2 separate regions of the Homo sapiens genome follow, and region 2 is linked to region 1. A link is a loop called in an ENCODE intact Hi-C map of the cell type or tissue named here. Cell type or tissue: breast epithelium. All regions are shown on one strand. Links, peaks and the distances in the headings refer to the core of each region. The heading gives the core; the rest is flanking DNA.

Region 1 (5,373 bases), core at 249-5,248:
TTTTTTTTTTTTTTTTTTTTCAGACAGAGTTTCTCTCTTGTTGCCAAGGCTGGAGTGCATGGTGCAATCTCGGCTCACTGCAACCTCCGCCTCGCGGGTTCAAGCTCTTCTCCTTCTTCAGCCTCCCGAGTAGCTGGGATTACAGGCATGTGCCACCATGCCTGGCTAATTTTGTATTTTTAGTAGAGATGGGGTTTCTCCATGTTGGTCAGGCTGGTCTCAAACTCCCGACCTCAGGTGATCCGCCTGCCCTGGCCTCCCAAAGTGCTAGGATTACAGGTGTGAGCCACCGTGCCCGGCCTCATACATACTTTTACAGGCATAGAATATCTCTGGAAACATAGTCCTTCTGAGGCAAAGCAACAAGGGCTAGGTTTTTTTTTGAGACGGAGTCTTGTTTTGTTGCCAGGCTGGAGTGCAGTGGCGCGATCTCGACTCACTGCAACCTCTGCCTCCCAGGTTCTAAGCAATTCTCTTGCCTCAGCTTCCAGAGTAACTGGGACTACAGGTGTGGACCACAACACCCAGTTAATTTTTTTGTATTTTTAGTAGACACGGGGTTTCACTATGTGGGCCAGGATGGTATTGATCTCTTGACCTCGTGATCCGCTCGCCTCGGCCTCCCAAAGTGCTGGGATTAAAGGTGTGAGCCACTGTGCCTGGCCGCTTAATAGGTAATTTAACATACTACCTATTAATTTTTTTTTCCAACCAGCAGCCCTTGTGGCAGCTCTGCCTATGGCGTAGCCGTTTTTTTTGTTTTTTTGTTTTGAGACGGAGTCGCTCTGTTGCCCAGGTTGGAGTGCAATGGCGCCATCTCAGCTCACTGCAATCTCCACCTCCCGGGTTCAAGTGATTCTCCTGCTGCAGCCTCCTAAGTAGGTGGCATTACAGGCACGTGCCACCGTGCCTGGCCAATTTTTGTATTTTTAGTAGAGACGGGGTTTCACCATGTTGGTCAGGCTGGTCTCGAACTCCTGATCTCGTGATCCACCCGCCTCGGCCTCCCAAAGTGGAGACTGTTGATGCTCAATCCAGATTCCCTTGGATCTCTTCTTATCATTTCTGTGTGCTCGTTTCCTAGTTTCAGAGCTGGTGCCTTAGTTTCCAGTGGATCACGTGGACCTTGTTCAGAAGACTGTTCAGCTACTGGAGCTACCCTGTCTTGGCAATAGTACTTGGAAGTACCTGGAAATTTTGCTCTCTCCTCCTCCCCACGTCCTGCCCTCTGGACATGCTTTGGCCAATGATTGAGCAGAATAGAAATGAACACCAGCACTCTTACCTCAGGACAGGCAGTAGTTCCCCCGGCCCCGCCACCCAACCTGGAATTGCCAGGTCGCGCCAGGCTGGCAATGCACCCCTCTGGGAATTTTGTCTGAAATCACACCCTTGTTTGTCTTCTTCCCCTTCACCTTCCTGCTTTCCCACTGCCTTACCAGTTTCTCCATAGAGCCCTCCTTAATTAAGCACTCGTGCAAGAATTCCCATGTTGGGGTCTGCTTTTGAAAAACCAACCTGTGGGCCAGGCGTGGCAGCTCACGCCAGTAATCCCAGCACTTTGGGAGGCTGAGGCAGGTGGATCACCTGAGCTCAGGAGTTCAAGACCAGCCTGGCCAACATGGTGAAACCCCATCTCTACTAAAAATACAAAAAAATTAGTTGGGCGTGGTAGTGGACGCCTGTAATTCCAGCTACTTGGGAGGTTACAGCAGGAGAATCACTTGAACCCGGGAGGCAGAGTTTGCAATGAGCTGAGATCGTGCTACTGCACTCCAGCCTGGGCAACAAGAGCAAAACCCTGTTTCAAAAAAAAAAAAACAAACAAAAGAAAAATGAAAAAGAAAAACCAATCTATTTGTTTATTTGCTTTCATTAAAACAGAATTTATGTATTTATTTGGTCATTTATTTAATTAGGCAAGTAATACAGGCATTTACTATCATTGCAAAATCCAAGCAAAATTCAGCACAAAGCAATGTTAAATTTCACAAATTCCAAGTCCTCTGCTCCTCAAGAGGGTAAATTGTGTTATTAGTTATCTGTATGTCCTTTTAGACCTTTGACTGTGTGTTTTCACTCAGACCTGTATTTTGTTTGGTTGTATTTTCATAACTAGGATAGCTCTGTTTCATTTGGCAACCAGCTTCTTTTCTTTGAGAGTCTGTCTTGAGTGTTTTTCCATGTCAGCACATATGGACCTGCCTCCAGGGTGACCTTCCTAAACTGTTTGTGACATCGGGCTGCTCCCCTCCTTAAAGGCCTTGAAGTCGAGAAAAGAAAAATGCACAGAGCAGCCTGAGCTCAGTGAGATATGCAAAATGTATCAAGCCCAGAGAGACATAAGCATGGGACTTCAGTCATGCCTCTCCACTCATGCCCAGGGGCAATTGTTTAAAAGCATTTTGTTTATAACTAGCTACCTCACCCATTATCTTCACGTTCCAGGAATTTGTGATACAAAGAACAATGTATAGCCAATCAATAGCTTATGTTGTTTTCATGTAAATTCCTGGTAAACAGCTTAGGAATTGCCTTCTCTTTTCCTTTATTTATTTTTTATTTATTTTTTTTGAGACAGAGTCTTGCTCTGTCGCCCAGGCTGGAATGCAATGGCATCATCTGGGCTCACTGCAACCTCTGCCTCCTGGGTTCAAGTGATTCTCGTGCCTCAGCCTCCCGAGCAACTGGAATTACAGGTGCACACCATCATGCCCGGCTAATTTTTTGTTGTTGTTGTTGTTGTTTTGAGACAGAGTCTTGCTCTGTCTCCCAGGCTATGGTGCAATGGCGCAATCTCAGCTCACTGCAACCTCTGCCTCCCAGGTTCAAGTGATTCTCCTGCCTCAGCCTCCTGAGTAGCTGGGATTACAGGTGTGCACCACCATGCCCGGTTAATTTTTGTATTTTTAGTAGAGACGGGGTTTCACCATGTTGGTCAGGCTGGTCTTGAACTCCTGACCTTGTGATCCACCCACCTCAGCCTCCCAAAGTGCTAGGATTACAGGCGTGAGCCACCATGCCCAGCCTGTATTTTTTTTTTTTTTTTTTTTTGAGGCAGAGTCTTGCTCTGTCACCCAGGCTAGAGTGCAGTGGCTTGATTTCGGCTCACTGAAAATTCCGCCTCCCGGGTTCAAGCAAGTCTCCTGCCTCAGCCTCCTGAGTAGCTGGGATTACAGGTGCCCGCCACCGCGCCCAGCTAATTTTTGTATTTTTTAGTAGAGACGGGGTTTCACCATCTTGGCCAGGCTGGTCTTGAACTCCTGACCTCATGATCCACCCACCTCGGCCTCCCAAAGTGCTGGAATTACAGGCATGAGCCACCGTGCCTGGCCCCGGCCTGTATTTTTAATAGAGATGGGGTTTCAACATCTTGGCCGGTCAGGTCTCGAACTCCTGAGTTCAGGCAATCTGCCTGCCTCACCCTCCTAAAGTGCTAGGATTACAGGCGTCAGCCGCTATGCCTGGCCTCTTTTCCTTTGAAAACCTCATTTGTAACTGTCACTAATCGGAGTGTATATTCGGGACAACTTGAATCTATGCTGTTGGGTTGCAGCCCTCAAATTTGGCCAAAATAAACTCTCTACTTCTAAGTTTGCCTCATTTTTTTCCTTTAGGTTGACATAGTAGTGCTTCCCATTGCATTTGGAATAAAATCCAAATGCTTTCACAGTGCAGCAGGAGTGGCCTGATCTGGTCCTGCCCAGTGGCTTATTTCTTATCTCCTCTTGCTCACTCCAGCCATACCAGCCTTCCCCTAGTTACTTGAATGTGCCATACTCTTTTATTATTACACCAAGGCCTTTGCACACCCTATTTCTTTTTCTTTTTCTTTTTCTTTTTGAGATGGGGTTTCGCTCTTGTTGCCCCGGCTGGAGTGCAATGGCGCGATCTTGGCTCACTGCAACCTCTGCCTCCCAGGTTCAAGCGATTCTCCTGCCTCAGCCTCCTGAGTAGCTAGGATTACAAGCATGTACCACCACGCCTGGCTAATTTTGTATTTTTAGTAGAGACAGGGTTTCTGCATATTGGTCAGGCTGGTCTCAAACTCCTGATCTCAGGTGATCCGCCCTCTTTGGCCTCCCAAAGTGCTGGGATTACAGGCATGAGCCACCGCACCCAGCCTGCATACCCTATTTCTTATCCTTTTTTTTTTTTTTTTTGAGACAGAATCTCGCTCTGTCACCTAGGCGGGAATGCAGTGGCAAGATCTCAGCTCACTGCAACCTCTGCCTCCTGGATTCAAGCGATTCTCATGCGTCAGCCTCCCAAGTAGCTGGGATTACAGGTGTGAGCCACCATGCTCGGCCCCTATTTCTTCTTTCTACAATATTCTTTCCTCTTGCTCTTTGTCTGGCTAGCTCCTACTTATCCTGGAGGTGCCAGCAGAAAATTATTCCCTGAGGCCCCAGGCTGGGTGACATCCCATGTCATATGTCTTTTCAATTTTGTTATAAGTCTTTATTTTATTTATTTATTTATTTATTTATTTATTTATTTTGAGTCTGTCTGTTGCCCAGGCTGGAGTGCAGTAGCACGATTATGGCTCACTGCAGCCTTGAACTCCCAGGTTCAAGTGATCTTCCTAAATTAGCCTCCCAAGTTGCTGGGACTACAGAGTTTCCCTCTTGTTGCCCAGGCTGGAGTGCAATGGTGCGATCTCGGCTCACTGCAACCTCCACCTCCCAGGTTCAAGCGATTCTCCTGTCTCAGCCTCTGGAGTAACTGGGATTACAAGCATGCGCCACCATGCCCGGCTAATTTTGTATTTTTAGTAGAGATGGGGTTTCTCCATGTTGTAGAGGCTGGTCTCAAACTCCCGACCTCAGGTGATCCGTCCACCTCAGCCTCCCAAAGTGTTGGGATTACAGGCGTGAGCCACCATGCCCGGACTGTTGTTGTTTTTTTTTAATGGAGATGGGGTGTCTCACTGTGTTTCCCAAGCTGGTCTTAAGCTCCTGGGCTCAAGCAATCCCACCTGGGCCTCCCAAAATACTGGGATTACAGGTGTGAGTTACCATACCCAGCCCTAAGTTGTTTTTGTTGTTGTTGTTGTTTGAGAAGGAGTCTTACTCTGTCACTCAGGCTGAAGTGCAGTGGCAGGATCTCGACTCACTGCAACCTCCGCCTTCTGGGTTCAAGTGATTCTCCTGCCTCAGCCTCCCCAGTAGCTGGGACTACAGGCGTGTGTCATAACACCCAGCTAATTTTTGTATTTTTAGTAGAGATGGGGTTTCACTATGCTGGCCAGGCTCGTCTCAAATGGCTGACCTCAAGTGATCCACCCACCTTGGCCTCCCAAAGTGCTGGGATTACAGGTGTGAGCCACCATGCCCAGCCTTTTTTTTTTTTTTTTTGATATGTCTTTAGAGT
Region 2 (5,373 bases), core at 312-5,311, 52 kb before region 1:
CGTGTGTGTGAATGCGTGTGCGCGCATGTGTTCGTGCGTGCGCGTGCGTGTGTGCACGTGTGCATGTGTGTGTGTGTGCGTGTGTGTGTGCATGTGTGTGCGTGTGTGTGTGTTCGGGGACCAGGGAGGCATCTTCACAGGTCCCTAGGCACAGTGGAGGGGAACCTGGCAGAGAAGCCCCCATCATCAGCTCATCAGCTCCCAGAGGACAGTGGTCTCTGTCTCCAGACGAGCTCTCTGAGGCAGGATACACGCCATGTTGTTCACTGCCATATGTCCAGGGCCCGGCACATTGTAGGTGCTCAAGAAATATTTGCTCAATGAATTGAGTCCTTACTGGGCCCATCTTCTTTGGCAGGGTCAAAGACCACTTGGTCTCTGTGACTGTTCCTTTTAATCTTATGTTGAGTTAAATCTCATTTCAACTCATGCTCAGATGGCAATGACCCCAGATGGACCCCCGGAGATGGGGAGAGGGAGGAGCACCTCCCCTCAGGCACATCACTGCCCCCTCTGCTGTCAGTTTGCTCACCTCCCTAATGAGGGGGTTGGGCCAGCAGATCTCAGGGGTCCTTCCAGCTCTGTTGTCTGCGGCTTTCATCCCACTCCCTCATTTCACAGATGAGGGGTTGAGTCGAGTTTAATTTTGTCAGCTGCCTCAGAAATCCATTGGGAAAAGGGGGGTCTGAGGTTGGGGATGCAACAAAAGCTGTTGCCATATAGTCAGCACCAACTGCGTGCCAGACATCCGGCTGGCTGCGAGCTTTATGGGCACTGTCTGAATCCTCAGGACATTTCACTAATGAGAAAACTGAGGCTCAGAGAGGGGGATAACTTGCCGAAGGTCACACAGTGAGTCGATGAGAACTGGGGCTGGAACTCAGGCCTCCCTGTCCTTAAATGGAGAGCTCGTCCCTCAGTGGACTGAAGTCAGTGAGAGAGACAGAACCAGGCTGGACCAAAGCTTTCTCCAGAAACTTCAAGGGTCCATCCCTCATCTTTCCCCAGACAGGCTGACTTCTGTGTCTAAGGCCTATGGTGACATGGCTGGAATTTTGGCCAGGAAAGTAGTTGACTTGCCAAATTGGCTGGCAAGGGTGGGGCACGAGAGACTTCTGATGGGTTCAATGGCCCTGAGCCTGGGCCCTACGCTACCTTCTCTCCCAGCCAGCTTCCTGGAGCTAGGGTGGGCCCATCTGCATTATTCAGCCCTTGTCCCTCACTCCCCACCTTGTGTGGGCTCCTGGGGTTGGCGTCTAGACAGACAAGAGCATCCTACTGAGAACAGAGGCAGCCCTGACTCGGGGCTGAAGGTTCCTATGGCAACGGCATCCCCCTTCAGCTGGCAGCTACCTGATAAATAAATAATTAGGGGTGGGGGCGGGGAGCGAAGGGCAGGGGGAAGGGCAGCAGGGAGCCTCAGGGAGGCCCCACTCTGGAGAGCAGAAGGGCCAGTTAGGTTTGAAGTAGGGTGGAGGGCAGGGGGGTTGGCATTGCTAGGTGAAAGAAAGTGGACGGAAAAAAGTGGCCAGATATGAGAGATTTGGAAGATCCCAGAGAGCCAGGGCTTGAGGATGGGCTGCGGCGAGTGGGGGACGTGGAACAAGTGGGGAGCATGAGGGAGACTGAAACCTAAAGTTTAGGTTCCTAGCTCAAGCGGCTGGACACATCGTGGGGCCCAAAACACTGGACATGGACCAGGTTTGGGCATATGGAGTTCACAATGAGCTGTTCACTGAGTCATTGGTTAGAATGCAGCTGGGGGCTGCACGTGAGCAGGTAGTCACTGAAGCTTGGGTGGGCATGCGTTTCCTGGGATAAGTGTGGCATGAAGAGGGCCTGGGATGTAGCTTTGGGGCACTCTAATAGTTAGGGGCCTGCTGCTCTAGAATGGGGTAGTAGCCAAGGAAGGTGGAGAATTTGGTTTTAGCACCTGGAGTGTGCCAAGCACTGGTCTCACCACTGAAAATACGGCAGTGAACCACACAAGCAGAAATTCCTGCCCTCACAAAGCTTGCCATCCACTGCAGGAGACAGACCATAACTAAATAGTGTGTAAAAGAGTGTGTTTGCCAATGATAAGCACAGGCCAGCGTGGTGGCACATGCCTGTAGTCCTAGCTACTCAGGAGGCTGAGGTGGGAGGATTGAGCCAAGGAGTTCAAGGCTGCAGTGAGCCGCGATCACACCACTGCACTCCAGCTGGGTGACAAAGCGAAAATCCCATCTCAAAAAAATAAAAATAAAAAGTAAAAAACCACCAGGTGCAGTGGCTCATGCCTGTAATCCCAACACTTTGGGAGGCCACGGTGGGCAGATCACTTGAGGTCAGGAGTTTGAGACCAGCCTGGCCAACATGGTGAAACCCCATCTCTACTAAAAATATAAAAATTAGCTGGGCTTGGTGGCAGGTGCCTGTAATCCCAGCTACTCCAGAGGCTGAGGCAGGAGAATCGCTTGAACCCGGGAGATAGAGGTTGCAGCAAGCCGAGATCGCGCCACTGCACTCCAACCTGGGCGACGAAGCTGGACTCCATCTCAGGGAAAAAAAAAAAAAAAGGCCGGGCACGGTGGCTCATGCCTGTAATCCCAGCACTTTGGGAGGCCAAGGCGGGCAAATCACAAGGTCAGGAGTTTGAGACCAACCTGACCAACATGGTGAAACCCCATCTCTACTAAAAATACAAAAAATTAGGCCAGACGTGGTAGCTCACGCCTGTAATCCCAGCACTTTTGGAGGCTGAGGCGGGCGGATCACGAGGTCAGAAGATCGAGACCATCCTGGCTAACACGATGAAACCCCGTCTCTACTAAAAATACAAAAAATTAGCCGGGCGTGCTGGTGGGTGCCTGTAGTCCCAGCTACTCGGGAGGCTGAGGCAGGAGAATGGCGTGAACCTGGGAGGCAGAGCTTGCAGTGAGCCGAGATTGTGCCACTGCACTCCAGCCTGGGCGGCAGAGTGAGATTCTGTCTCAAAAAGAAAAAAAAAAAAAAAAAAAGTAAAAATCCAATCATAAGCACTGTGGAAAAAATAAAGGAAGGAGGGAGGTAGGGAGTTTTGCAGAAAAATATAATTTTAAATAATACTGACTCTTCTTGCAACCCTATGAGGAAGATACTGTGAATCATACCCATTTTGTTAACCAAGAAACAGGCACAGGAAGGTTAGTGCCGTGCCAAGAGTTGTATAATAACCAGCACACCAGGATTCTGACTCAGGCTTTGCTCCTGACCACTAGGTCATCCTGCCTCTGGGACGGTGCCATGGGGCAAAAGCCAGAAAAGAGTGCTGCTGGCAGGAGAGAGGGCAATTGAGGTCAGGTAAGATGAGGACTGAAATTCATCTGCTGAATTTATTATTTATTTATTTATTTATTTATTTATTTATTTATTTATTTATTTATTTTTGAGATGGAATCTCACTCTGTCGCCCAGGCTGGAGTGCAGTGGTGTGATCTTGGCTCACTGCAACTCCCACCTCCTGGTGGAGGTTGATTCAAGTGATTCTCCTGCCTCAGCCTCCCTAGTAGCTGGAATTACAGTTGCCCACCACCATGCCCGGCTAATTTTTCTATTTTTTTTTTTTTTTTTGAGTAGGAGTCTCACTCTGTTGCCCAGGCTGGAGTGCAGTGGCACGATCTCAGCTCACTGCAGGCTCCGCCTCCTGGGTTCAAGCCATTCTCCTGTCTCAGCCTCCCGAGTAGCTGGGACTACAGGCGCCCGCCACCACGCCTGGCTAATTTTTTGTATTTTTAGTAGAGACAGGGTTTCACCATGTTAGCCAGGATGGTCTCGATCTCCTGACCTCGTGATCCACCCGCCTCGGCCTCCCAAAGTGCTGGGATTACAGGCGTGAGCCACCGCACCCGGCCAATTTTTGTATTTTTAGTAGAGGCGGGGTTTCACCATGTTGGCCAGGCTGGTCTCAAACTCTTGACCTCAAGTGATCCACCCACCTCGGTCTCCCAAAGTGCTGGGATTACAGGCCTGAGCCACATCACCCGGCCTTATCTGCTGAATTTAATGACAAGGAGATCGCCAGTGACCTCAGTAAGAACTGTTTCAGTGGCCAAGCAGAAAGTCACTCTGGCAGATCGAGTGGCAGGGAAGGCCATGGAGACCTTTTATGTAGTTTTGGGGGTGAGAGTGTTGAGATAGATAAGGCTGATATCAGCTGCAAGGTGGTAAGAAGCTTTTTTTTTTTTTTTTTTGAGACAGGTAGGCTATCACAGCTCACTGTAGCCTCAGCCTGCTGGGCTCAAGCAATCCTCCCACCTCAGCCTCTCAAGTAGCTGGGACCACAGACGTGCACCACCACGCCCGGCTGAGTTTTTGTATTTTTTGTAGAGGTGGGGCTTTATGCCATGTTGCCCAGGCTGGTCTCAAACTCCTGAGCTCAAGCAGTCTACCCACCTGGGCCTCTCAAAGTGCTGGGATTACAGGCATGAGCCATTATACCCAGACACTTTTTTTTTCTTTTTTTAATGGGAGAGGCTTTGAGCTTGTTAGGAGCCAGTGAGAAGGATCTGGGGAGAGGGAGAGGCTATGTTTACAAGAGAGAAGGGACTGTGGATGGTGTGGGCTCCTGAGAAGACAGGAGGAGCTGGATCCAGAGTGCAGGTGGCGGGGGCCAGCCGCGGCGGCAGGGCAGGGCAGGGCAAGGCAAGGCAGAAAGAAAGAAAGGCCAGGCGCGGTGGCTTATGCCTGTAATTCCAGCACTTTGGGAGCCTGAGGCAGGTGGATCACCTGAGGTCGAGAGTTCAAGACCAGCCTGGCCAACATGGTGAAACCCCGTCTCCACTAAAAAATACAAAAAATTAAGCCGGGCATGGTGGCGGGTGCCTGTAATTGCAGCTACTGGGAAGGCTGAGGCAGGAGAATAGCTTGAACCCAGGAGGCGGAGGTTGCAAGTGGGCCTAGATCGCACCACTGCACTCCAGCCTGGGCAACAGAGCGAGACTCAAAAAAAAAAAAAAAAAGGAGGAAGGAATATATAGAGAAGAGAGAGAAAGAGAAGAAAGAAAAAAAGAAAGAGTCAGGCGCGGTGGCTCACGCCTGTAATCCCAACACTTTGGGAGGCTGCGGCGGGTGGCTTATGAGGTCAGGAGTTCGAGACAAGCCATGACTAACATGGTGAAACCCCATCTCTACTGAAAATACAAGAATTAGCTGGGCATGGTGGCACTCGCCTGTAATCCCAACTACTTAGGAGGCTGAGACAGGAGAATCGCTTGAACCTGGGAGGCAGAGATTGCGGTGAGCTGAGATCCCGCCACTGCACTCCAGCCTGGGTGACAGAATGGGACTCTGTCTCAAAAAAAAAAAAAAAAAAAAAAGAGAGAGAGAGAGAAAAGGAAGGAAGGAAAAGGAAAG

Evidence for each region. Peaks named below come from ENCODE experiments on the same cell type or tissue, not always from the same donor. Only the 100,000 strongest peaks of a DNase experiment are listed, where the experiment ranks them.
Region 2: a loop joins it to region 1, with 19 times the contacts of the local background. A loop is called at or near these places in 2 of 110 quality-filtered maps.

What each region holds. Positions count from the first base shown.
Region 1 is chr1:31,142,762-31,148,134 of GRCh38, reverse strand. No RefSeq gene overlaps it. Among named protein-coding and RNA genes, the nearest start is that of PUM1, 80 kb to the right of the region's middle. In breast epithelium, for the core only: no CTCF peak of the experiment used is centred there; no DNase peak of the experiment used is centred there.
Region 2 is chr1:31,194,731-31,200,103 of GRCh38, reverse strand. All of the region lies in intron 1 of NKAIN1 (sodium/potassium transporting ATPase interacting 1), which reads left to right. Among named protein-coding and RNA genes, the nearest start is that of NKAIN1, 42 kb to the left of the region's middle. RefSeq lists an enhancer at 1,110-1,610. In breast epithelium, for the core only: no CTCF peak of the experiment used is centred there; a DNase peak (open chromatin) is centred at 3,262.